5 separate regions of the Homo sapiens genome follow, and regions 2, 3, 4 and 5 are each linked to region 1. A link is a contact called in ENCODE Hi-C or POLR2A ChIA-PET data. All regions are on one chromosome and are shown on one strand. Each heading gives the region's core, a stretch centred on a gene start or an enhancer-like site at or near the end of the contact. The rest is flanking DNA. Distances are from core to core; before and after follow the strand shown. Region 1 holds the start of MIRLET7A1HG (miRlet-7a-1/let-7f-1/let-7d cluster host gene). Region 2 holds the start of TBC1D2 (TBC1 domain family member 2). Region 3 holds the start of TRMO (tRNA methyltransferase O). Region 4 holds the start of XPA (XPA, DNA damage recognition and repair factor). Region 5 holds the start of TDRD7 (tudor domain containing 7).

Region 1 (4,462 bases), core at 1,431-3,930:
AACTCCTGACCTCAAGTGATCCCCCCGCCTCGTCCTCCCAAAGTGCTGGGATTACAGGCGTGAGCCACTACGCCTGGCCACGATCATACCTTTTCATGGCATGTTTGGACCGTAATTTATGCAGTCACCTATGGTGTACTGGTAGATGGTTGTGATTTGAGGCTACTATAAACAAGATGATGAACAGCCTGTGGAGGATCTTTGTATGTTTGTCCTGTTATTTTCTAGGCATAAATTCCTAGCAGTGGCAAAATGCTGGATTAAGGAACACTTTCAAAGATTCCGATTCTTGCTGCCAAATTGGCCCCTAGACTTGCAGAAATTTATACTAATGCCTCCAATGTTTCCTTCTACAATGCCACTGATCAACTAAGAGATAAGAAAGCTTTCATTGTTTAAAACTTTGTCTTTATTTGATTACTAGTGAGGATGAGCATCTTTTCATATTTATTGGCCATTTTCTTTTGTAAATTGTCAGTTCACATCCTTTTTAAACAGTCCATATTTTAATAGGAGTGTTCACTTTATCCTATTGATTTGAAAAAAAAAATCCACTTTATTAAGGATAACATATTAGCAAATGCTTATGTAGTACTTATGTGTACCAAGCACTGTTCTTAGTTCTTAAGATGTTTATATTAATCTTTTCAACAGCCTGTAAGGTAAGTATTGTTATCCCTATTTTATAGATGAAGAAACTGAGGCACAGAAAAGATATACAATTTGCCCGGTACATAGTTGTACAGCTAGGAAGAGGCAGAACTGGGATTCACACTTAGTAGTCTGGTTCCAGATCCTTGCTTTTAACCACTGGACATTCAAATTAATGTTTTGTCTCTTAGAGATTTTTTTAGACTTTTACAATATTTCCAATTTTTGTCTTTTAACTTCAAAGTTTTTAAAATTCAGTTTTCATTTATATTGTCAAATCCATTAACATTTTCCAAATGGATTCTACTTTAGCGTCATTTAGTTGACCTTCAAGGGTAAAAAATGAAGCACAGATAGGAAGGTAAAGGGTAATGTATGTCATATGCACTTTTGCAAACTCACCAAGAAGTTTCCGATGAACATATGAAGAAAATGTCAGAAGGGCTCATAGTGCTATAAGGCTTCTTATTTCTTCTAAAACACACTGGCCCACCAGCCTCTACTACCAACCTCTAATTGAGGCTCACAGTACCTCTTAACTCTGATATCCAACAATATCCTGGTTTATTTGCTAATGCTTTCTTCCCACCTCAGCCTACTTCATCATTATTAGATATCATTTAATCCTACCCTACTGCTGTGCTAGGTACTTGGCATAGACAGGAACAAAACAGTTTCTGCCCTTGAAGAGTTCCACATCCCCTGCAGCATAACCACACTCTTCCCCTGAACTGTACTCGATCTAGCTCTGGGGCCTGCTCTCTCCTTTCTCAATATATCTTCTAACCTCAAGAAGTCCTCCCCAAATCCTACCCATGGCTTAAGCTCAAGTTTCCCCCCCTCTAGTTTCTTGTTCACTTTAGCTCACAAAATAAAGTCCCCATTAAAAACAAAACGAAACAAACTCCTTTGGCACTTATTGCATACACTAATATGAGTGCTAAAAGGGGAGCTGATACCACCACCTAAGATCATAAATGTAAACGTACAGCATGTCAAGTACTATTTCCCATAGTTCTATTACAGACAAGGACCCACTTTTTTAAAAGTGTTGCACAAAGTCACAATGAATTACAAAAAGCAGAGCTACAGCCCAGGTCTTGCGGTTCCCAGCCATAAAATCTTAAAACTGGCAGAGACCTCAAACGACACCTTAACTAGTGATTTCAGAGTCCTAGCATGTGAAAGTTGTAATGGGGATGGAGGAACTGGGCTTTGGATTAATTTTAAAACAACAAAATCAAGGATTGCTTTGAAAAACATTTGAAGACAAAAATCTTCAAAACATGGGTTGGAAAAGATAACAAAAAAAAGCTCAGGGAGGCTGAGGTGGGAGGATCTCTAGAGTCCGGATGTCGAGGCTACAGTGAGCCGTGACCCACGCCACTGCACTCCAGCCCTGGAGAAAGAGCGAGAGACCGTGTCTCGAAAAAACAAACAACAAAAAAACCCTCAGACCCCAAAACGTCAAGGAATAAAAGTAAAAGGTTGGGCGGACACAACTCCTCCATTTGACAGATGAGCAAACTGAGGCACAGAACTCCAGGAGGCCTGGCCAAGGCCTCCTGGAGGGAACAGGGTCAGTTGACGGAAAAGAGCCAGAGGCTGCACGCTGGACAGCGTTCGGACCTTCCGGGTCGCGCACGTGTAAATTGCCCCCAGGAGCCTGAGGGAGCAAAGCAGCCGCCCCGCCCCGCGGGCAGCGCGTTCAGCGGCCACGTGACACAGCCAGCCCATCACGCGCAAAGGGCAGGGCCTGGAGGACACCACCCCCGCCACTCTCTCAGCCCTCCACTAGGAAAGAAGGAGATGGTATTGGTGGGCGGGCCAGACCCGCCTCCCCCACGGTGGCCACCCCGCGCGAGGCGGGCCCAGCCGCCGCCCTCCAGTGAGGGGACGGACGAGCTCAGCTAGGCCAAGGCGAAAGAGCGACGCGCACTTCAATCAGACGGCTTCACCAATGGGCTTGCGCGCTTTCCGCGGCGCCCGCCCCTGCATCGGCCTCCCGGCGACCGCGCTGCTTTCCCTCAGGCCGCCGCGGCGGCGCCCGCCCGCGCCTCCATCCGGGTCCTGGCGCGGTGCTCTCCCGGCAGCGACGGGCGCGAGGGCCGGGGCATTCCCACGGCCGCGACGGCCCTCTCCGCGAGCGCGAGGTGGGTATGGCGGACGCGGCAGCGAGCGCGGGTCCGTCGCCATTTTATTTCGCGGAGACTCGCGGCAGCGGGTGGGCAGAATGGGAGAGCCGTGCGCCGGCCCGCGCCTGTCCGGCTAACGCGGGCTGGGACTGGTGGGGCGGCCTGCCCCCTCCAGCGGGCGGGTGGCCCCGGGGGGCCGGCGGGCTGCTAGCGGAAGTCGCGGGCGCTCGGGGCACGGGGGAGGGGTGCCGCGTGGCCGCCGCGGGGCCGGCTCCAACCCCCTCCGCTTCCCGCCCAGCTCCTCACCGACAGGGCGGGGGAGGGGGGGTCATTCTTCACATTCCTTACCCCGCCCTTCCCCCCGCTTCAATCAAACTTGGGGCGGGCGGAAGGCCCGCCTTCCGGCCGGCGCCTGTTGGCCGGCGCCGCCTCTGACTGTGGCGTGACTGGTTGTAGGCGCCGCCAGGTGCCTCTGACGTCACTTCCGCTATCAAGTTTGTGGGCCGGGGAGACCTTGGCCTTGGGGGTTGGGATGAAGGAGGGAAGGTAGGAAGTGCGAGGGGCGGGGGGACAGGGCGGGAAGGCGCGGGCGGGGAGGGCGGGAGAGTCGTGGCTGGCTGCATGCCCCTGCTCCCCGCGGCCAAGTGCAGCCTCCCTTCCTGAAGCAGCTGCTGCGGCTGGAGGTCCGCTGCGGCAGCCGTCCTTGGCGAGGGGGAGGGGAACGCGGGAGCGGGAGGAAATCGTATCCCGGGGGACGGGGCTTGGAGATTTGCGACTCGGTGTCACCGGAAACAGCGCTGGCCTTTTGAGTCGACGCTGCAAACTCTTGGAACCGAGTGCCTCTCAGAAGGCTTGCTAATAAACTTCCCGGGCGGGCTCTAGTGTGAGGAATGTGGTAACCTGTATGTCCTTGGCCAGTAATGCCCTTCGGTCTTTCAACTTTTTACAGTAGATTCTGTGTCAGAGGTAATGGTATGTATTCTTCAACTTACCGGTTTTTAAAAAATTGACTAACGAGAGGGCGGGCAGACAGGAAAAAGGCAGGGAAGACAGTGAATGTTAAAATTTTGAGGTAAATCAGGAGACTGGTTGAGTTTTGCTTTTTAACTTCATTGATAATACTGCTTTCTTGGCATACAGTTCCTAAAGTTAAAGCATCATGTGGCATTCCTTTGCATTTATTTCTGTTGGCCTGAAGTATAAGAACATTGAATGTCAAATTCCAAATTTATGTGTAGTTTAGGAAATAATTGTTTATATCCAGAATTCTTTTGGTGTTTGGCGGGGTCTGGTTTTATTTACTGTATATTCGGGAAGTATGTGTAGTTAGGGAAGTAAAAACTTGGAAGTTACTTTGGGTTTTGTGAGAATGTTTGATTCATTATACATATTTGTTAAAAGTTTACTTTGAAACTTCAACTTTGAGAATAGACAAATTTCTTGACGTCCTGTAAATTCAGTGGTATTATATAGCATTTTAAAATTTATCACTTAGGTGCAATTACAGTGTGAGGGGAAAAGTTAACTTTTTTGAATAGTTACATTGCAGTGACAGCAAGAGAGTATTTTTATGTGTAGACAGGCTGTGGGTTCCCCTCACTTAAATTGAAGCTCTGTTGAACTTGAGACACTTAAGAATCTTGCAAGTGTGAAAAGTGGAGTGAAACAAAACCATT
Region 2 (4,462 bases), core at 938-3,437, 4.1 Mb after region 1:
TCTATCCAATAGTCAGACTGAGCTTTTGCTACTTGGCCTAATTTGCCAATTCCCCACCCTCGGGCCTCTGCTCTTCAACTCCATCCTTTGGGCCCCTCTGTTTTTCTGGCTCATGTGATTTGCCTGGACACTCAGGGCTGTATCATGGTTTCCTAATTTGCTCACGGTGCTCTCTTGGCCTGGAATACCTTTCTCCCTCTTGTCTGCTTGCCACCTATTTCTTCTTTCAAGCCTTGGGTGTGTCCCTCCTCCAGATGCCTTTCTGGCTAGCCCCTTCCACTTGGTGGAACTGACTCCTCCTGTCACCACACCTTCTTGCACAGACTTATCACATGTCTCTACAGAACATTTCAGGGTGCATGCAGGTTCTCCCTCAGTCTCTCCCACCAGACTTTAAGCTGTCAGAGAACCAGGGGTGGGGGTGCATTAGCTCCACACCCCGCCAAGCGCAGAGCCAGGAACAATGGAATACTATTATAAAGACCATGTGTTGAAGACCCTGCATACAGCAGTCAACCTGTGGAAGAGACACATAGACCCGGGAACCACATGACCTCGAAAATGCCTTCCCTGGCCAGGGATTCCTGAGTTTCATTATTTTAACCAAGTCCCCCAGCCTGGTCACCCGCCAAGTCCAGTCAGTAAAGGAGAACTGAACACGTGGGCATCCACAGATACCCACTTAGCTGGAGTTGGGGTTGGAGGGGTGGACAGATGGGGATGGGGTGGGGAAGGCTATCTCCTGGCACATTCTTCTCTGATGCCCATAGAACACTTAGCCCAGATCTGTCTTTCCAATTAAGTTATGGGACACCTCCTCTTGACATTAGCACTCTGACCTTGGTTCCATCACCTTGTGTGTGCATGTGTGCTTATGCAACAAAAAATTATTAAGTACTCCACTAGGTACCAGGCTGTATTCTAGGTGATGCAATTAATTCAACAATTTGTACATGCCTGTGATGTGTCAAATGCTTACAAACCACCTAGGTTCTGAGAGGTTAAGTAACTTGTCCAGGGTCACACAGCTAGTAAGTAGCAAATGTACAATTTGAATCCAAGCCCGTCTGATTTCAAAGAATGTGGCCTTTCTACTGCTTTAGGCTTTCTCAGTTACACATGATGATAAAACCTACCCCTTGCTGCTGATAGGAAAACAGGTTTAAGCATGCCTAGATGAACAATCTAGGCTGATCAGTGAAACCTAAGTGTTTATTTTCCTAATCCCTGCCAGTCTCTTCTCAGCATTCACTGACCTTGGCCAAAATATCAAGAAACGGGAATCAGAATCCTGGCCTTGAGAGAGGATTGCAAAGACCATATTTTGACTTACTTAGGTCCCAGGTAAGAAAGTTAAGGTAACTGCACTGTCAGGCACACCCAAAAGTAAAAGTTTTGATTCAGCACTGAGAGGTAGAAAGACTATGGGATTCCAAGCTACCCTACTCTCTAGACGCATGGACCTCGAGCCAGTCCTTTCATCTCCCTCTGACTCAGTTTCTTGATCCGTAAAATGGGTCTGTCTTCCCTGCCTTGTGGGAACCCAATGAGGAAATGGGTGGGAATGCACTTTGCAAAGCACAAAGTTCTTGGAACTGTCGTCACCGACACTCCAAATTTACTGTGTCCACCTCACACTCGCGCCCAGCCTTGCCCTGCGAAAAGGGGACCTCACGCCGCTGGAAAGGAGAAAGTCGTTGCAGGAATTTACCTTCAGGGTAATAACCCGGCTGGGAGTCTTGATTTCGAAGATCCCCTCCTCAGCGTCCGCCTTACAGTCAAACACTGCACTGGAGAGGTCGATGCTGTCCAAGGGATTGGCATCCTGAGCGGTCCGCGAGTAATACAGCTGACATTTCCTTTCGTCGTAGAAGAACCAGCGGGATTTCCAGCCCCGGATGGGCCCTTTGCCGCCGAACTTACTTAAATACCCACAGAGTTTCTTGGGGACCGCCTCCAGGGACCGGGCGCAGTCCCCCGATTCTTCCTCCGGAGGCGGCACCTGTGGATCCCTGGCAGACTCTTCGGACCCAGGGGCAGAGGAGCTGGACTCCGGGGCGTTCTCCCCAGCGCCCTCCATCGCTGCCAGCCGGAGACTGCGGAGGGACGAGGGGTCCGCGGGACCACCAGGGACAAATCTCGGAGACTCGGCGGGCAGCTTCCCAAAGGGAGACACCTGGGCGGGGGCGGGGCCGACGGCGAACCCGCCCCCAGGAAGCCACAGAGTCGGGACCGGGTGCGGTGCGCGCGCCTCAAAGATCGCAAACCCAGGTTACGGCGGCTGGCCACGCCCCTCCACCGCCAGGCCACGCCCCCGCAGCGCTCAGTCGGCTCCCTGCAAAGCCCAGCTGCTTCCGGCTTTTTCTCCGCGCCAGTCAGCCATCTTTACTGAGGGCAGCCGTGCTCCCTGGCTTCAGGTTAAAGGCGTGGTGGCACTGAGTTAGGTTAACCGCGGGCAGAGAAGCCTGTCCCTAGCTACACTTCCCTGGTAGTTCGCATAGTCACCTAGAAAGATAGTGCTTTCTTGCACCCGATGGGCTGCTTGTTCCCTCCCTGTGCCGCGCGGGGCACCCTCGGACGGCGCATCTCGCGGCCATTGGCTGAAAGGAAGACCGCTGGGAGGCCCATCTTCCGGCGTCGCCCGGGCAGCGCGGCTCCGGAGCTGTCTGCCACTCTTCTCCTGGTGTTCCTTCAGCCCCGTCAGTGACGCCGCGGACGGCCTTCTTATCCCTCGCCTGACAGCAGTGGCCTCCCCAGCTCTCTGTCCTGGCTCCTATTCGCCTCCTGACAGCGCTGGTTGTGTTGCTTGGGGCGCCCAGGCGCGGCCGCTGCGCTGCGGAAACCCATGCCACTCCTGGGTCATAGTTGGGTGCAGTACATTTATTTTTATTTTGTTATTGCTATTATTATTTTTAGAGACGGTCTGGCTCTGTCACCCAGGCTGGAGTGCAGTGGCGCGATCAGAGCTCACTGCAGTCTCCGCCTCCCGGTCTCAAGCCATCCTCCCGCCTCAGTCTCCCGAGTAGCTGAGACCGCAACTGCGCACCACCACACCCGGCTAATTTTTAAATTGTTTTTTGCAGAGAGGGGGGTCTTGAACTCCTGGCCTCAAGCGATTCTCCTGCCTCGGCCTCCTAAAGTGCTGGAATTACAGGCGAGAGCCACCGCGCCAGGCTGTTTTGTAAATAAGTAAAAGAATTTAGGGTTTGACTAACTTGCTCAACTTCTGCCTCATTTTACCTGTTTCCCCTTAAACTTCTCCCCTTCCCTCCTAAGGCGCATTTCTCCATTAGGGTTGCGGAGCCCAATTGCGTCCAGCTTTCTTTAGGAGCTTCTTTCTGCCTTTCTCTTGCCCTTTGTTCAGCCTTTCCTCTTACTTCATCGTCTCCCCCTCAGCCGTCGTTAACGAGACCCTCATGCACACTCAGTGATATTGACAAGAAGCAGGGTGGGGGTAAAGGCGAGGGCTCTAGAGTCTATTTGCATAATTTTCAGATTCCCACTCTGCAATACTGAGTGATTTGCTCAACCTAAAAATGGAGATAACACTTCTTCCTACCCACCCCCGACCCGCCGCCAGACAACTTTACGGTGAAGCTAATGAAATTTATGTTCACTTGCATGGGTCGCTGGGATTTGTAGTCTAACAGGTGGGGAGTTGCAACCAGGGAGCATTTCTCCTAAATGCCAGAGAGCTCTTCATTTGTTATAATTTACAATTTATTTTCTCATTCTAAATAACCATCGTCATACCTAATTTTGTGTTCATAATTTTGTAATTTTTTAAAAATCAGAAGGCCCTTAATGCTGTTTAATTCCAGTCCCCACAAAACCTGGATCTACACCTGTCTACCCTTAGAGTTGTTTTGATAATTAAATAAAATAATATGTGTGAAGCTCTTAGTACAGAATGTGGGACAAAATATTTCTTTTCTTTTCGAGACAGAGTTTCGCTCTTGTTGCGCAGGCTGGAGTGCAATGGCGCGATCTCGGCTCACCGTGACCTCCGCCTCCCGGATTCAAGCGATTCTCCTGCCACCGCACCCAGCCAGTTTCTTTTCTTTTCTTTTTTTTTAATTTTTTTTTTTTTTTTTTTTTTTGATACAGAGTCTCGCTCTGTCGCCCAAGCTGGAGTGCAGTGGCATGCTCTCCAATTCCCATTCTCCTGCCTCAGCCTCCCGAGTAGCTGGGATTACATACACGCGTCACCATACCCAGCTAATTTTTGTATTTTTAGTTGAGACGGGGTTTCACCATGTTGGCTAGGATGGTCTGGATCTCCTGACCTTGTGATCCACCGGCCTTGGCCTCCCAAAGTGCTGGGATTACAGGCATGAGCCACAGTGCCTGGCCCCATTCCTGATTTTTAAAACCTCTTAATAAAACAAACAGCATACCTTATTTGTTCTAGGTTTTGTAGCTAGGCAATGATAAATATTTGAAAGAATAATTATAAATATAT
Region 3 (4,462 bases), core at 1,276-3,775, 3.8 Mb after region 1:
CTTCTGGGACATATTTATACATTCTCTGTGCCCTCCTGGGGATAATGCTATGAAATATAAATGCTATTTGAAGCAGAGACCTGACACCGTTTGCCAAGGGGAATTCTGGTCTTCTTCTTCTTGCCTATCTCAAAACGACAACAACAAAAACCCAAAAGAACAGTAAACACCTACCATTTTGGTAAGCACTGTGCTAAGGACTTGGGGTACAAATATGAACCAGTTCTCGTCCTCAAGGGTTTCCAGTACATTGACAGAGAAAGACAAGTAAATCAACAATTCTAGCTAGGTGCCTTTGCAGGGATAGAGATAAATAAGCACAGGTATGACAAAAACCAGCACAAGAACCTCATGGAAATGGGGAGAAGTGGTTCCTCAAAGGAGCATGAGAGAATTAGGACTGGTTTCAGAATGGAGAAAGGATAAAAACAACACAGGGCCACTACACTAGCTGTGTGACCATGGGAAAAACTAGCTTCTCTCTCTGAATCCGTTTTCTCATCTATAAAACAAGGGATACTACCTACTTTGGAAAGCTGTAAAAGTACTAATAAAATAGGAAAGCATCCAATAAAATAGAAGGTGCCCAGCAAGGAGTGCTTTTTAAAGTCCCTGCTCAGGCTTTTTCCTCATTTAAACATTACAACTGTATTAACTGTGTAATAAGTAAAAAGCCAGCAAGCAATCAATGTGGGGTTTTTTGTGTACAGGATTGTCTACACGTCTTGCTCTGAAAATAAGTTCAGGTCCTTTTCATTTCCACCTGTACTATTAAATTACCCTTCTTAGGCTTTCTGTCCCCACTGCAAGTTCTTCCCCTTCTCAAAATACTCTAGACGAATCCTCAACACTCCTAGAGTTTCTTGTGTTATGCTAACTCTTTAACTTTAAACTTTTCATATTCTCCACTGTTAACAGACTTTGTATTTCTTAGCCTGGTACTCAAGTTTCTTCACAATCAGAATCCAAAGGTTCCCACCTCCCTGTTCCATCCAACACTTTAGACTTCTAGCTCCCCAAACCTATACTGTGTAGACTTCTGAGCCCTGGCTTCTGCGTTTTCCTTCCTGTCAAAATATGAGACCTGTAATCGGCAGTGTGCAACAATTTTTTTTAAATAAGCACATTTGGCCAGGTAATAGCACTTCCAAGAAATTTAACAAAGTTCAAACTTTAGAATGTACACAAACATTTCGGCTTCAAGAGCTTTCTTTTAGAACAATGCAAACTGGCAATAACTTAAATGCTCAGTAACAGGAAGCTGGTTAAATTAGAGCACATATCTAAAACAAAGCGTTAGGCTGGTTGCAGTGGCTCATGCCTGTAATCCCAAAACTTTGGGAGGCTAAGGCAGGTGGATTGCTTAAGCCCAGGAGTTTGAGACCAGCCTGGGCAACACGGTGAGAGCTTGCCTCTACAAAAATTAATAATAACAAAACAAAGTGTTAATTTTTTTTTTTTTTTTTTGAGACGGAGTCTCGCTCTGTCGCCCAGGCCGGAGTGCAGTGGCGCGATCTCGGCTCACTGCAAGCCCGCCTCCCGGGTTCATGCCATTCTCCTGCCTCAGCCTCCCGAGTAGCTGGGACTACAGGAGCCCACCACCACGCCCGGCTGATTTTTTTGTATTTTTTAGTAGAGACGAGGTTTCACCGTGTTAGCCAGGATGGTCTCGATCTCCTGACCTCGTGATCCGCCCACCTCGGCCTCCCAAAGTGCTGGGATTACAGGCATGAGCCGCTGCGCCCGGCCCAAAGTGTTATAATTAACATTAACTGCCCTGTTAAGATTTTTTTTTAAATTATTTTAACGTTACTAAACAGGTCGTATAGTACCTCACTTTCCAAGTGTGTATGCAAAGAAACAAGCGTGGAAGGTAGACACCAAGATATTGACAATGGCTTTCTCTGGCAGGTTATTTTAATTTTCTTCCATTTGCTTTCCAGTTTCTAAAGCTAATATATTCCTCTATGAAAACGTGTGAGTAAAGAGAAACAAATTCATGCCTTGTCTTTCTAGGCCCAATTTAAAACTATTTTCTCCCCCAGAAACTTTCCCCCTTCTCTGTCCTCATTCCTACAGCGCAGGATGCCTCTCTATGGCATTTATTAATTCCTAACCCGCCTAACACCATCTCCCATACGCTATGGCAAGGAAACCCCTAAGAGAAAAGCCCCTACGCTGCACGTAGCTGCTCCAGCTACTGAGCCAAGACTACGCAGACAGTACAAGTCTTATAACAAAGCGGAACAAGCCAGATGACGTCATCCCGCTCGCCAAAGCACATCACGTGGTCTCCGCAGCACGTGACCCGTGCCTTCGCCGTAGGTAAAAGAATGACGCACGTCAGTTCCAGATCGTGCGTTTTACACCCCTCTCGGCAACGAAGTCCGCTGCCTGGGCCTAAACCTCTCCAGAGTGTGGCACCGCCGGTGTTGGAAGTTACCTGTCTCCAGAGCCGGCTTAACGCAGCCGCACGGGGTCGCTGTAGGCCGAGGCCCCGACTCCTCCAAGCCGCGCATGGCTACTGGTTGCTGAGGTGCCCACCCGACGCATTCAACCTTCCGCTTCCGCTCTCCATGCCTGACGCATGCGCAGTGGCCTCGCCGGCGAGGTCCCGCGAACCCAGGAGAATGTGCGCGCGCAGGGTGGCGTTGAGGGAAGCTTTGAGTTCTCCATGGGGCTTCGAACCCTATCCCGGGCGTGTGCCCCTCCGGGACCCCAATCTCGTTTATCTTACACACAGCTGCTACAGTTGCCCGCCCTCCTAGGGTAGAATGCGACTCCGGCTTCCCGCGCTTTTTGAGAGGGAACACACCTCCATGAAGAACTCGCAACTATGTCTCTCTCGAAACATTATTAAGTAACCTATACGTCCAGTATGACCCTAATTTTTAAGGGATGTGTATATGTAATTAACACAGAGCGGAAGGACTGGACGTTAAGAAATGTTAAGAATTCTCAGGCACCTGTGGTCCCAGCTACCCAGGAGATTGAGGCGGGAGGATCGCTTGAGCCCAGGAGTTTGAGGCTGCAGTGAACCGTGATCGCGCCACTGCACTCCAGCCTGGGTGACAGAGCGAGACCTCGTATCAAAAAAAAAAAAAAAAAAAAAAAAAAAAAAAAAAAAAAAATTATCCCTGGGTGGTGGGAAATTTTTCCATAATATAAGTTATGCTTTGTCAGAAACAACCCCAAATAAGTCTTATTTCAAGTGTGGTGGATGTTATAAAGGAGCCCTACTATGTGCTAGGGGTTAAGGAGTGGGAACTGTTTCTTGTGCTCCACACCTTACCGGAACTGAAGTGAGAATGGAATTATAAGAGTCAACATGCCATGTGCATTGTGGGGATTATTGTCGTTTCTGGACAGCTCTGAGAAGCTAAGAGCTAACAAGAATCATTTAATCCCATGCAATGACCAGTTGTCCTTGCAATGATAGCCTATCTTTTACCCACTTGTAATGCTGTCTCTCACCTTTAGTAAGTTTCTCTGTATATAATTCTCTTTCTGGGAGAAATTTTAAAATCTTTTATCTTTTTATCTGTTAACATCTGCAGTATAAAATATTCAAAAGCATATGAGTCACAGATTGAAAAGTCTAACAACCATGAAAAGATGTTTCCATGTCTGTCCATTTGTCATTGATTTCTGGTAGAAAATAACCAGCAGGAGGAGCCAAATAATTAAAGATTGTGGTTTAAAAAATAAGATAAAACTGATCAAATTCATATAGTGTCTTTTGGCAGGTCATTTTTACAGGACAACTTGGAAAAGGCTGCCATTTTTTTTAGGAGGGACAGCTCTGTGCAGCTGGAGAAACAAGTTTGAAAATCATTGTTTTATATATATATAGCGCGCGCGCGTGTGTGTGTATGTGTGTGTTTATAAAACTGGGCCAGAATTACTGCGCTTGCCACTAGATGGTGGTGTTGCTAAAAATGATAGTCCCGCTTTATCTGTGGAAAGACTAGATTTAAAGAGATATTTGCCCTCCTGGAGGGCATGGTAGACGTTGTTAATCACACAAAAAAATATGTAATTACCAAGTGTGACAAGTACTGAAATGCAAAGCTGATTTGAATATACTAGGGAAATAGATTGCTACTTCTTTTATAGGTAAAATTTCTCTTGACTGAAAACGGGAACTTAAATATGCAGCACATTTTTTAGTCTATGATTTGAAGTTCTTATTATCTTGTCTGGAATTATATGTGATTATTTGCAGTTTATAAGACTTAACCTCTCCTCCAGATGTAAGACCTAGAAATCTGCCTTAAAGAAATGACCTAAATAATTATGTAGTCTTCAGCTTGTACTACTTTGAGAAACACTTCTCAGTAGAGTGATTCTTAACCTCTCATTTGGGTGAAGGACCCCTTTGAGAATCAACTAAAGCTTTGAACCGTCCCACACATCATTTTGGCTATAATATCATATGGTTCATGGGTTTCTAACCTAACAT
Region 4 (4,462 bases), core at 932-3,431, 3.5 Mb after region 1:
CACAAGCATTCACATAGGTAAAATTCAGATGAGTACATTTTACAGTATGTTACACCTCCATTTATTAAGACAGATTAATATGTTTTATTCTGCTACAGTCACTCCCCTTCTCTGGCCTCAATTTCTCCCTCTATTAAATGAAAGGATTAGATTATAAACTTGTTTCCACTGTTAACAGCAATTCTCACACTATAATGCCTGTTCATCTCTCTGTATCCCTTCATTAGACTGAGTGCCTTTACTTGTATACTTCTGACAAATAGTAAACATTCCATGAGTACCAACTGGATGGATAGAAATGAATGAACCTACCAGAATATGTAATATAAATAGCAAAGTAAATGAATGGAATGACAGTAAACACAATGAGAATTAAGAAGAGGGAAAGCTGGAGTAGTCGAGCCCATGACTTGAGCAGGATCCTAAACAATGCTAACTCATGCCCAAAACAAAGTCCGATTTCTCTCTGCTGCTATGCCTTGCTGTTTCCCCAGGACCTTAGCACCACTCTTCGTATTCTAAGCAAGTTTTTTCAGTCTTTCATGGCATATGTCATGGCACACAGAGAAAAAGAAAATTGTATAGTACCATGAAATAAAAGTGTCACAAAGATAAAAATCTCAGCACTTACCTAACTCTTGAAACATGGTGGGTTGTACACAATGCTACAATACAGTTCAGTTCTTGGGGAACTGCCTAAGAAATCTTAAAGAATGTTCATTCTACCTTGCTTTCCATGATCAAAAGTTTAATTTAATGTCAGTTTTTGCTATTTTGCACCTTCCGTTCCACAGCCATGTCGTAGACCTGGAAACCTTTATGGAATCATGACTATGAATTAATCAGTGCAAATGAACTTTCTGTCTGACTCTAGCGTGCCTCAAGTTTAGAAAGGAATAAAAGGTAACCACTATAAAGTAGAAAGGATGAGACCAGTACCATCAAAAGTAGCTGGAATTTGCAGTTTCGGTGTTAGTATGAACATCAAGACATGCTGCCAGCCTCAGACTCTTCTCACTCTCACTACATCTGGCTGATAAAAAAGAGTAATACAGCTCTAAACTGTGCTCGACAAAGGGCAGTATAGAGCTTTAGGAACACATGTACTTCATGTTATAGAGGCAGCCCTGAAGAACTGCCTGTCAACCAAACTATATTTTAAGTATCCTGTTAAAGATTATTAGTTGACCCCAGTGGCAAATTCTATAAGAGAATAATCTGCAATGAGAGATCAGTCCTTAATTTACTTCAATCAATAAACACGTTTTGAGCAACTAGTTTTTGCCAAGAAATCGCAGAGGTCACATGTCCAAGAAATAGACTCATGGAATCTATGGATTAGAATCTTAAAGGTTTACTATCCAGTCCCTTCTTCTGATTGCTGAGTAGGAGATTCTGATTGCTGAATCTCCTCTCCTCCACATAAGTAAGCGTTCTTCCAGTTCCTATTTGAGCGCTTCTAGTAACGGGAAGCTCATGAGAAGCAATCCATTGCACTTTTGGCAACTCTAATTGTTGAAAGCTCTCCCTAACAAACACCAAGATCTGCCTCTTCCATCAACTAGTTCTAGGTATAGAGGCCAGAATCAAGAACTAGTCTAACTCCTCTTTCCGGGACAGCTGAGGCCCTGACACCTGGCAGTGGCTGACACCTCCCGGCCGGGGCGGCTGCATCCCTAAACGAAAAATCGAAGCTGCCAGCAGCCGAGGTGCAGCGAAGAAGGCCCGGGGCTGGGGGTCAGGAGGCCCGCGTGCGACAGAGGAACGCTCTGTGGTCGTGGACAGGACGCTTTGACAAGGCGGCTGGCTGGGCGGATTCCCTCTCCGACTCGGGGAGAATCTGCACACATACGCCAGCGGAGTTGACGCGACCCCCGGGCCCCGGGACTCGGCTTGCACGAGCCAGTCTGGGGACCGGGGAGGCGGGGAGAGGGAAGGGGAAAGCGCGGACGCGGCCCAAACCTCCAGTAGCCGCAGCCGCCGTCGCCGAGTAGGGCCGGGCAGCCAGCCGGGCCTGGCGCAGCATCAGTGCCCGCTGCCGCTTCCGCTCGATACTCGCCCGCACCGAGGCAGGCAGCTCCGCGGGTTGCTCTAAAGCCGCCGCCTCCGGCAAAGCCCCGTCGGCCGCCGCCATCTCTGGCCCACTCCGAGGACCTAGCTCCCAGCTCCACGCACGCGCACTGCACGCCGAGGCGAGCCAGCCGCCCTGCACCGCCTCTGCGCTCCCCGCACCCAGCGGCCTTTCTGAGTGAGAGCGCCTGCGCAGTTAAGGGGCTCGGGGTGGCCTGCCCGGGCGCTGGGCGGAGTCTGGGTATGCGCGGACACGGAGTACCCGCCTAACTACCTGCTCTCTTGTCATCCGGGAGAAGGGTCCGTGCTGAGATCATATCTCACGACCTGGTCACCTTTAAAATAGGTCTCGCTTGGTGATTCAGAGTATAGGCTTTGGAGTCAGGCCTGGGTTAAGTCTGAGCTCTTGACAGTTAAAGTCTGTGTGACCTTGGGCAAGTTATTTAACCAGAGTTCAGTTTCTTCAGTGGTAAAATGAGGATAATTATGGAACCATTTACCGAGTCTTTGGGAGGATTAGATTGCCAGGACAATAACCTGGCACGTAGAAGACCTCAAAAAATGGTAACAGTGAGTAGTAGTAGTGCCAGTCATAGAGCCCAACAGATGATAGTCCTGATTTTATGTTGGATACACGGCCTAGAGACACAGCCTTAGATTTAAAATGAGAAGACCTGGGTTGAAACTCCCAGTTAACTTGCTGTGTGACCTCAGGCAAATGCAGGACTTGCTCCAAGGCTGATATGCATAAGGTTGGCTATCTTTCCCATGGAATATTCCTTCAGTGAGGATGAGCTACTGCCAGGTAGACAGTGGGTTTGGATCTGGGCCAAATATCCTGACTTCCCAAAAGTGTGGCTAGTGTAACAAAAGAAACATAGCAGGCTTTCCCAAAAATGTATGCTTTCCCTTTGTTACAAATAATGCTTAATTGAAACCAGAAAACATTAACTTCTAATTACTACATGTACCATTTAGGACTGGCTTTTAGAAAGACAACCTCACACACTGATGTTTCCCACTAATGTTCAATGGTTAACCTTTCAGAAACACAATTCAGTGTTCTAATTTATCGGTCATATATACATAAAGCTGCAAAACCTCGTATAAAGCAGTTACCTGCTGAAATCTTAGGTTGAATTGGAGATAGAATCTCAAGCCATCCCCATCTCCCTTCCCCTCAGATCCTTCTTTCTCCCTACCCATCAATCTTGCCCAGGTGAAACTATTTCAAATTCCATAACATCAAAAGCACAAGCAACAAAAGAAAAAAAGCTGGACTTCATTAAAATTAAAAACTAGGCTGGGCACAGTGGTTCACACCTGTAATCTCAACAGTTTGGGAGGCCAAGGCAGGAGGATGACTTGAGGTCATGAGTTCAAGACAAGCTGAGGCAACACAGTGAGACCCTGTCACTATTAAAAAATAATAATAATTGGCAAGGTGCAGTGGCTCATGTCTGTAATCCCAGCCCTTTGGGAGGCCAACACAGGAGGATTGCTTGAGACCAGGAGTTCAAGACCAACCTGGGCAATGTAACAAGAACCCATCTCAGGAGGTCAAGGCTGCAGTGAGCTGTGATGGCACCACTACACTCCAGCCTGGGCAACACAATAACATCTTGTCTCAAAAAAAAATTAAAGTCGTCGGCAAAGCCTGAGTCCTGTCCTCTCACTCTCCTCCCTGGACAGCATAAGCTTCACCACTCGCTCCACCTTCTCCACCAACTACCGGTCCCTGGGTTCTGTCCAGGCACCCAGCTACGGTGTCCGGCTGGTCAGCAGCATAGCCAGCGTCTGTACAGGCACGGGGGCTCTGGTTCCCGGATCTCCATGTCCCGCTCCACCAGCTACCTGAGCAGCATGGGTTCCGGGGGCCTGGCCGCGGGGATGGCCAGGGGTCTGGCAGGAATGAGAGGCATCCAGAACAAGAAGGAGACCGTGCAAAACCTGAACAACTGCCTGGCCTCCTACCTGGACAGAATGAGGAGCCTGGAGGCCAAGAACTGGAAGCTGGAGAGTAAAATCCAGGAGCACCTGTAGAAGAAGGGACCCCAGGTCAGAGATGAGCCATTACTTCAAGACCATTGAGGGCCTGAGGACTCAGATCTTCACAAATACTGTGGACAATGCCTGCATTGTTCTGCAGATTGACAATGCTGGTCTTGCTGCTGATGACTTTAGAGTCAAGTATGAGACAGAGCTGGCCATGCGCCAGTCTGTGGAGAGCCACATCCATGGGCTCCGGAGGTCACTGATGACACCAGTGTCACTCGGCTGCAGCTGGAGACAGAGATCGAAGCTCTCAAGGAGGAGCTGCTCTTCATGAAGAAGAACCACGAAGAGGAAGTAAAAGTGTTGTACCCGAGCGAGTTAAAAAAACGCCACACTT
Region 5 (4,462 bases), core at 791-3,290, 3.2 Mb after region 1:
GCAAAGTCTATTAAAAATCCACTGCAATGTTTGGAGTAGACTGGAAGGGAAAGAACAGAAAGACATCTGAAATAGACTGAAATAGAGCAAAGGAGATGCAGAGAAATTCCAGAGAGAGACATTTAGGCAAACTTAGTCAGGGACCAGATCTAGGATATGAAAGAGAACAGTGTTCAAAGAAAAGCCCTGTTCAAAAACTCTGAACAATTCCCTACCGCCTTTGGGGAAACATCCAAGTGTCTGAGAGCTGGATATCAGGTTTTCCAGATTTACTTCCAATTTTTCTTTGTATTGCCTACTGCATCTTTTCACTGAATCAAAAGCTCTATAAGCACAGGCTTATCCATGAAAATTTGTTATTTAACAGCAGGTGTTCAATATATATTAGTTGATTGTCCATTCACCTTCTGACGGATGTTTGTATTCTTTCCATGTGGGGCTACGGCCAACACAACTGCCATGAGCACTCTTGTACAGGTTTTTGTGTGGACATCTGCTTTCATTTCTCCTGGGTAAATACCCAGGAGCAGAATTGCTGGGTTGCGTGGTAGGTTTGGTACATCCCTACAATACCATTCAGCAATAGAAAGACATGAACTATTGATACATGTAACAACATGGATGAACATAATTTGCTAAATAAAAGAAGCCAGGCAGCCCCCCAAAGGATAGTACATACGATTCCATACATAAAAGTTTTACATATAACTCTAGAAAAAGCAAAATAATCTATAGCAACAGAAAGCAGGTGAGCAGTTGAGGGGGCAAGTGACAGGGAGGGACAAGATATAAGAATTACAAAGGATCACAGTAAAACTTTTTTGGGTGATGGATATGTTCATGATTTTGATTGCAGTGATGGTCTCACAGTGATATATATATATCAAAACTTATCAAACTGTACATTTTAAACATTCAGTTTATTGTATGTCTTATACATGGCAGTCAAGCTGTAATAAAATACCGGTTGAATAAGCAGCAGGTTCTCAGTAAATGCATAATTTATCAAGCTGTACATTTTAAACGTTCAGTTTATTGTATGTCTTATACATGGCAGTCAAGCTGTAATAAAATACCGGTTGAATAAGCAGCAGGTTCTCAGTAAATGCATAATTTATCAAGCTGTACATTTTAAACGTTCAGTTTATTGTATGTCTTATACATGGCAGTCAAGCTGTAATAAAATACCGGTTGAATAAGCAGCAGGTTCTCAGTAAATGCATATCCAATGGTGCAGAGAAGTGTTCAATGTTGGCTGCAGGGATGCAAAGCAGGTGCCAATAAGTGTTGGTGGAATTAATGTGCAGAATAAATAAGTATTCACTTATTAGGTGTTCAATAACTTTAGAGTGAATGAATAAATTTGACAGATATTTATTGCTGATCGTGTGCTAGGCACTATCCTAGGCTCTGGGAATAGGTTAAGGAACCAAACAAAAATCCTTGTGCTCACAGAGCTTTAATTTTAGAAGGATAGCAGACAATAAAAGCATAAGTAAAATACATATAGTGTGCTAGATAGGTGCTAAGGAGAAATAAGGTTGAGAATGGGGATAGGGAAAGTCAAGGAAGGAGGTTGACATGTTAGAGACTGTGTCCACCGTCATTGAAAGGGTAATGCTTGAGAAAGGCCTGAAGGATATGGGCGGACAGAGTGTGTGTCTAGGGCAATAAAAAGTAACTGCTCCAGATGTTGAAGAAAATAATGTGCAGGAGTTGAACTGTTTGGAAGGAGGGTGAGCCCCATAGAAGGAGCCACCCTCGCCCCCTGCTGAGTCCCGGCTCGCTCGGCCCGCGCGTACCTGCGTTGTCCACCAGGAGGCGCTCCCGCACCCGCCCCGCAGGCGTCTTCCGCCGCCGGCCGGTGCGTGGGCACGCGCAGAAACCGCTAGGTGGCGACGGTTTCCCTTCCCACGCGCGGACGCCGGCGTGGGCCGACGCGGCCGGAGCGCCCGCGCGTGCGCAGAGCCGAGGCCAGGCTGCCCTCGAAGCGGGGCGGGGCGAAGCGGGGCGGGGCCGAGCAGGGCGGGGCGGGGGCTTGAGGTGATTCCCAAGCCGCGGGGCGGCTCCGGTGGTGCGGGGAAACCGAAAGTGGGCGGCGGCCGCGGCGGGGCCCCTGGCGGAGACGGCGGCAGGAGCTGGGCCCAGAGACGCGGGGACGGGCCGTGGGCCCCCGGAACGAGGTGAGTGCAGGTCCTGCGGGCTCCGGGCGCGACAGGTGCCGGGCGACGTCGGACGAGATTTCGGGCGGGCGCGGCGCACCTGGGTCACCGGTGGGACCGCGGCCAGGGCCGGGGGCTCCAACAGGCTCGGGGCCTTTTCCCTGCAGCCGCAGGGGATTGCCCCCGCCCCGACGCCTGGGAACCGGGCTGGGCGCCGGGGGAGTTGGAGTTCCAGAGCGTTGTGTTTTAAATCTCTGAAGGGACCCTGCTCCGGGCCGGGCGTTCACGCGGGAGTCGGACGGAGCCTCCTGCCGCCTCGGAAGCTCTGCGCCGTGGGGGAAATGCAGCAGCGGGGTGTGGACGCGGGCGGGAGATGCGGACCAGGAAGTGGTTCCCGCTACCGGCGCGACAGGCCGCAGCCGCCGCCCCCAGCGAGGGATGTCCGCGCTCCCCTATTTGAACCCAAGTATTTTACACCACGAACTTCTCTTGAAGGTCTCTATAATCTGGAGACGAGCCCCAGGCAGGCCGCTTAAGTAATGCAGGACACACATCCCCATTTCTCTCAAACGAGGAGCACCCAGTGGGTACAGAGCACCCAGCTGGGAGGGAAACATGGATCCGTGAGTAAGTTGTCTCTCAACTTTCAGTAGCATCCCCTCAGCAGGGTCAGACTCTCAGCTTCAGCTTGCTAGGAGGGAGCTTGGAGCCGGCATATCTTTCTGCTCCCATTCACTTGAGAGGTATATTTCCATTAATAGCTAAAGGTACCATTCTCAAATAATTTCTAAGAGCAGGGAAGGGAAACAACCACATTAGAACAAGTCCTGGCCCAGAAGAATTCTGATCACCGCCCATCCAAACCAAACCAAACCAAAAAACCACAGATCTAGTTCATTAACCCTCCTACCAACACCTCTCTGCTCTCCAATCGTGCCGGTGAAAAAAATGCAGAGAAATGTTCTCTCTAGAGAGATAGGCAACAGCTTAATAGCAGAAGTAAAACTTGGACCCAAATCCCTGTCTCGTCCTGGGCTGCCTTGATGTGTATGAATGTGTTGCATACTGCAAATAATGTGAACTTTGCAGACCTGGATTGAAATCTGGGCTTCTCATTTTACAAATTGTGTGATCTTGAACAAATTACATGCTTTCTCTTAGCCTGGTTTTCTATGTGTCAAATAGAGGTACCTGGCTTACTTTGCAAGGCTTTTCCAAGATAACCACTGTATATCCTTTGCCTCATAATAATTGCCAAGCAGTATTCACTCTCTTCCTCCCAACAAACGGTCCATGTTTTACATAATTGGATTTTAGTTTTTTGAGGGCAGGGACACAAAGATCTTTGTGTTTACTATATAATATAAATGGGCACATGGTGGATATTTTTGCATTTCCTCTCAGCTGACATTCATTGAGCATCAGTTACGTGCAAAGTACTGTTCTGGGTATAGGGAATTGCCCCTGGGGCCAGCTGGATTAGCACTCACATCTCCTGTGCCCCAATCCAGGGCCCTTTGGTGGCACACAGCCTCCGTCTTTGGTAGTTGCACGGTGAGACTGTGAGGCAGCAGTTGGCAGTGCCTTCAGATTTCAGTCTCTGTAGATTGAAAATGAAGTGTAATCCCCTGCTAATGCCCTTTTAAGTGTACAGGTTGAACATGGCTGAATGAACTATTGTATTGTGCATCAAGAGATTTTAAACTCCTTGCAGAACCCCTCTTTTAAGTTCTCTGTGCAATATAATCTAGCTGGATACTTAATGTGAATATAAAGAAAAAATATAATCCAACCCCGAGTGCCTAATTTGTGTTTGTCAAGTGCTGTTTTCAAGAATTGAGATTTGACATAGAGTGCTTTGCATCTGGACACTTTCACAGAAGTTCCTTGGTGAAATTTTATATTTACGTGAACTGTTGTTTCTTTGTGCCAAACCTGCTTTTTCCTCCCTCCACTCCCACCTCTGTACTTTTGAAAGCTTCATTCTTGTCATTATTTCCCTGTAAGCCAAATATGTTTACAGTTTTGTCTTTCAAACTAAAAGTAATTAATTTTGCAATTTTTAGTTGAAGACATGTATATATGCCAATCAGAACTTGATCAGTGCAAGCTACCCAGTGTGACTTCAAAGTAAGCTTGGCATTTTAGCCTGTGCAGCTTTGTCATGAGTAAGCAAACTCGGTTTTCATTACATATTTGGACCTTATTTCAGCCTTCAGTGAATCCAAGGAAAGTTGAGAATCATGGCTCTTGCCCACCTTTCTTATCTTCCTTGTGAAAAAAAGAGACCTGAAGTGACT

Evidence for each region. Hi-C counts contacts between places; a loop is a spot of excess contacts on that map. ChIA-PET counts read pairs that join two places held with the same protein, here RNA polymerase II (POLR2A). Pooled maps may share reads with other maps.
Region 2: a loop to region 1 is called in a map of naive thymus-derived CD4-positive, alpha-beta T cell, with 18 times the contacts of the local background. The contact joins the promoter of TBC1D2 here to the promoter of MIRLET7A1HG in region 1. A Hi-C loop is called at or near these places in 3 of 168 maps with a recorded cell type or tissue (CD4-positive, alpha-beta memory T cell and naive thymus-derived CD4-positive, alpha-beta T cell), 1 of 37 single-sample maps with no recorded cell type and 11 of 50 pooled maps.
Region 3: a loop to region 1 is called in a pooled map, with 19 times the contacts of the local background. The contact joins the promoter of TRMO here to the promoter of MIRLET7A1HG in region 1. A Hi-C loop is called at or near these places in 3 of 37 single-sample maps with no recorded cell type and 10 of 50 pooled maps.
Region 4: a map with no recorded cell type shows a loop between it and region 1 (19-fold over the local background). The contact joins the promoter of XPA here to the promoter of MIRLET7A1HG in region 1. A Hi-C loop is called at or near these places in 2 of 37 single-sample maps with no recorded cell type and 9 of 50 pooled maps. POLR2A ChIA-PET finds 5 or more read pairs at or near these places in 1 of 52 experiments (activated CD4-positive, alpha-beta T cell).
Region 5: a map of naive thymus-derived CD4-positive, alpha-beta T cell shows a loop between it and region 1 (10-fold over the local background). The contact joins the promoter of TDRD7 here to the promoter of MIRLET7A1HG in region 1. A Hi-C loop is called at or near these places in 1 of 168 maps with a recorded cell type or tissue (naive thymus-derived CD4-positive, alpha-beta T cell), 1 of 37 single-sample maps with no recorded cell type and 11 of 50 pooled maps.

What each region holds. Positions count from the first base shown.
Region 1 is chr9:94,163,578-94,168,039 of GRCh38, forward strand. MIRLET7A1HG (miRlet-7a-1/let-7f-1/let-7d cluster host gene) reads left to right here and starts at 2,681. Exons shown (of 5, transcript NR_170278.1): 1 at 2,681-2,804. RefSeq lists an enhancer at 2,046-2,610 and silencers at 2,306-3,105, 3,336-3,405.
Region 2 is chr9:98,253,462-98,257,923 of GRCh38, forward strand. TBC1D2 (TBC1 domain family member 2) reads right to left here and starts at 2,188. Exons shown (of 13, transcript NM_001267571.2): 1 at 1,712-2,188. The coding sequence starts at 2,080. RefSeq lists a silencer at 2,203-2,252 and an enhancer at 2,423-2,912.
Region 3 is chr9:97,919,975-97,924,436 of GRCh38, forward strand. TRMO (tRNA methyltransferase O) reads right to left here and starts at 2,526. Exons shown (of 5, transcript NM_016481.5): 1 at 2,444-2,526. The coding sequence starts at 2,519. RefSeq lists an enhancer at 2,129-2,578.
Region 4 is chr9:97,695,159-97,699,620 of GRCh38, forward strand. XPA (XPA, DNA damage recognition and repair factor) reads right to left here and starts at 2,182. Exons shown (of 6, transcript NM_000380.4): 1 at 1,963-2,182. The coding sequence starts at 2,134. It also overlaps the pseudogene KRT18P13. RefSeq lists enhancers at 1,574-1,633, 1,644-1,693 and a silencer at 2,244-2,343.
Region 5 is chr9:97,410,056-97,414,517 of GRCh38, forward strand. TDRD7 (tudor domain containing 7) reads left to right here and starts at 2,041. Exons shown (of 17, transcript NM_014290.3): 1 at 2,041-2,183. RefSeq lists silencers at 1,728-2,077, 2,098-2,307, 2,392-2,686 and enhancers at 2,022-2,523, 2,524-3,023, 2,628-2,887.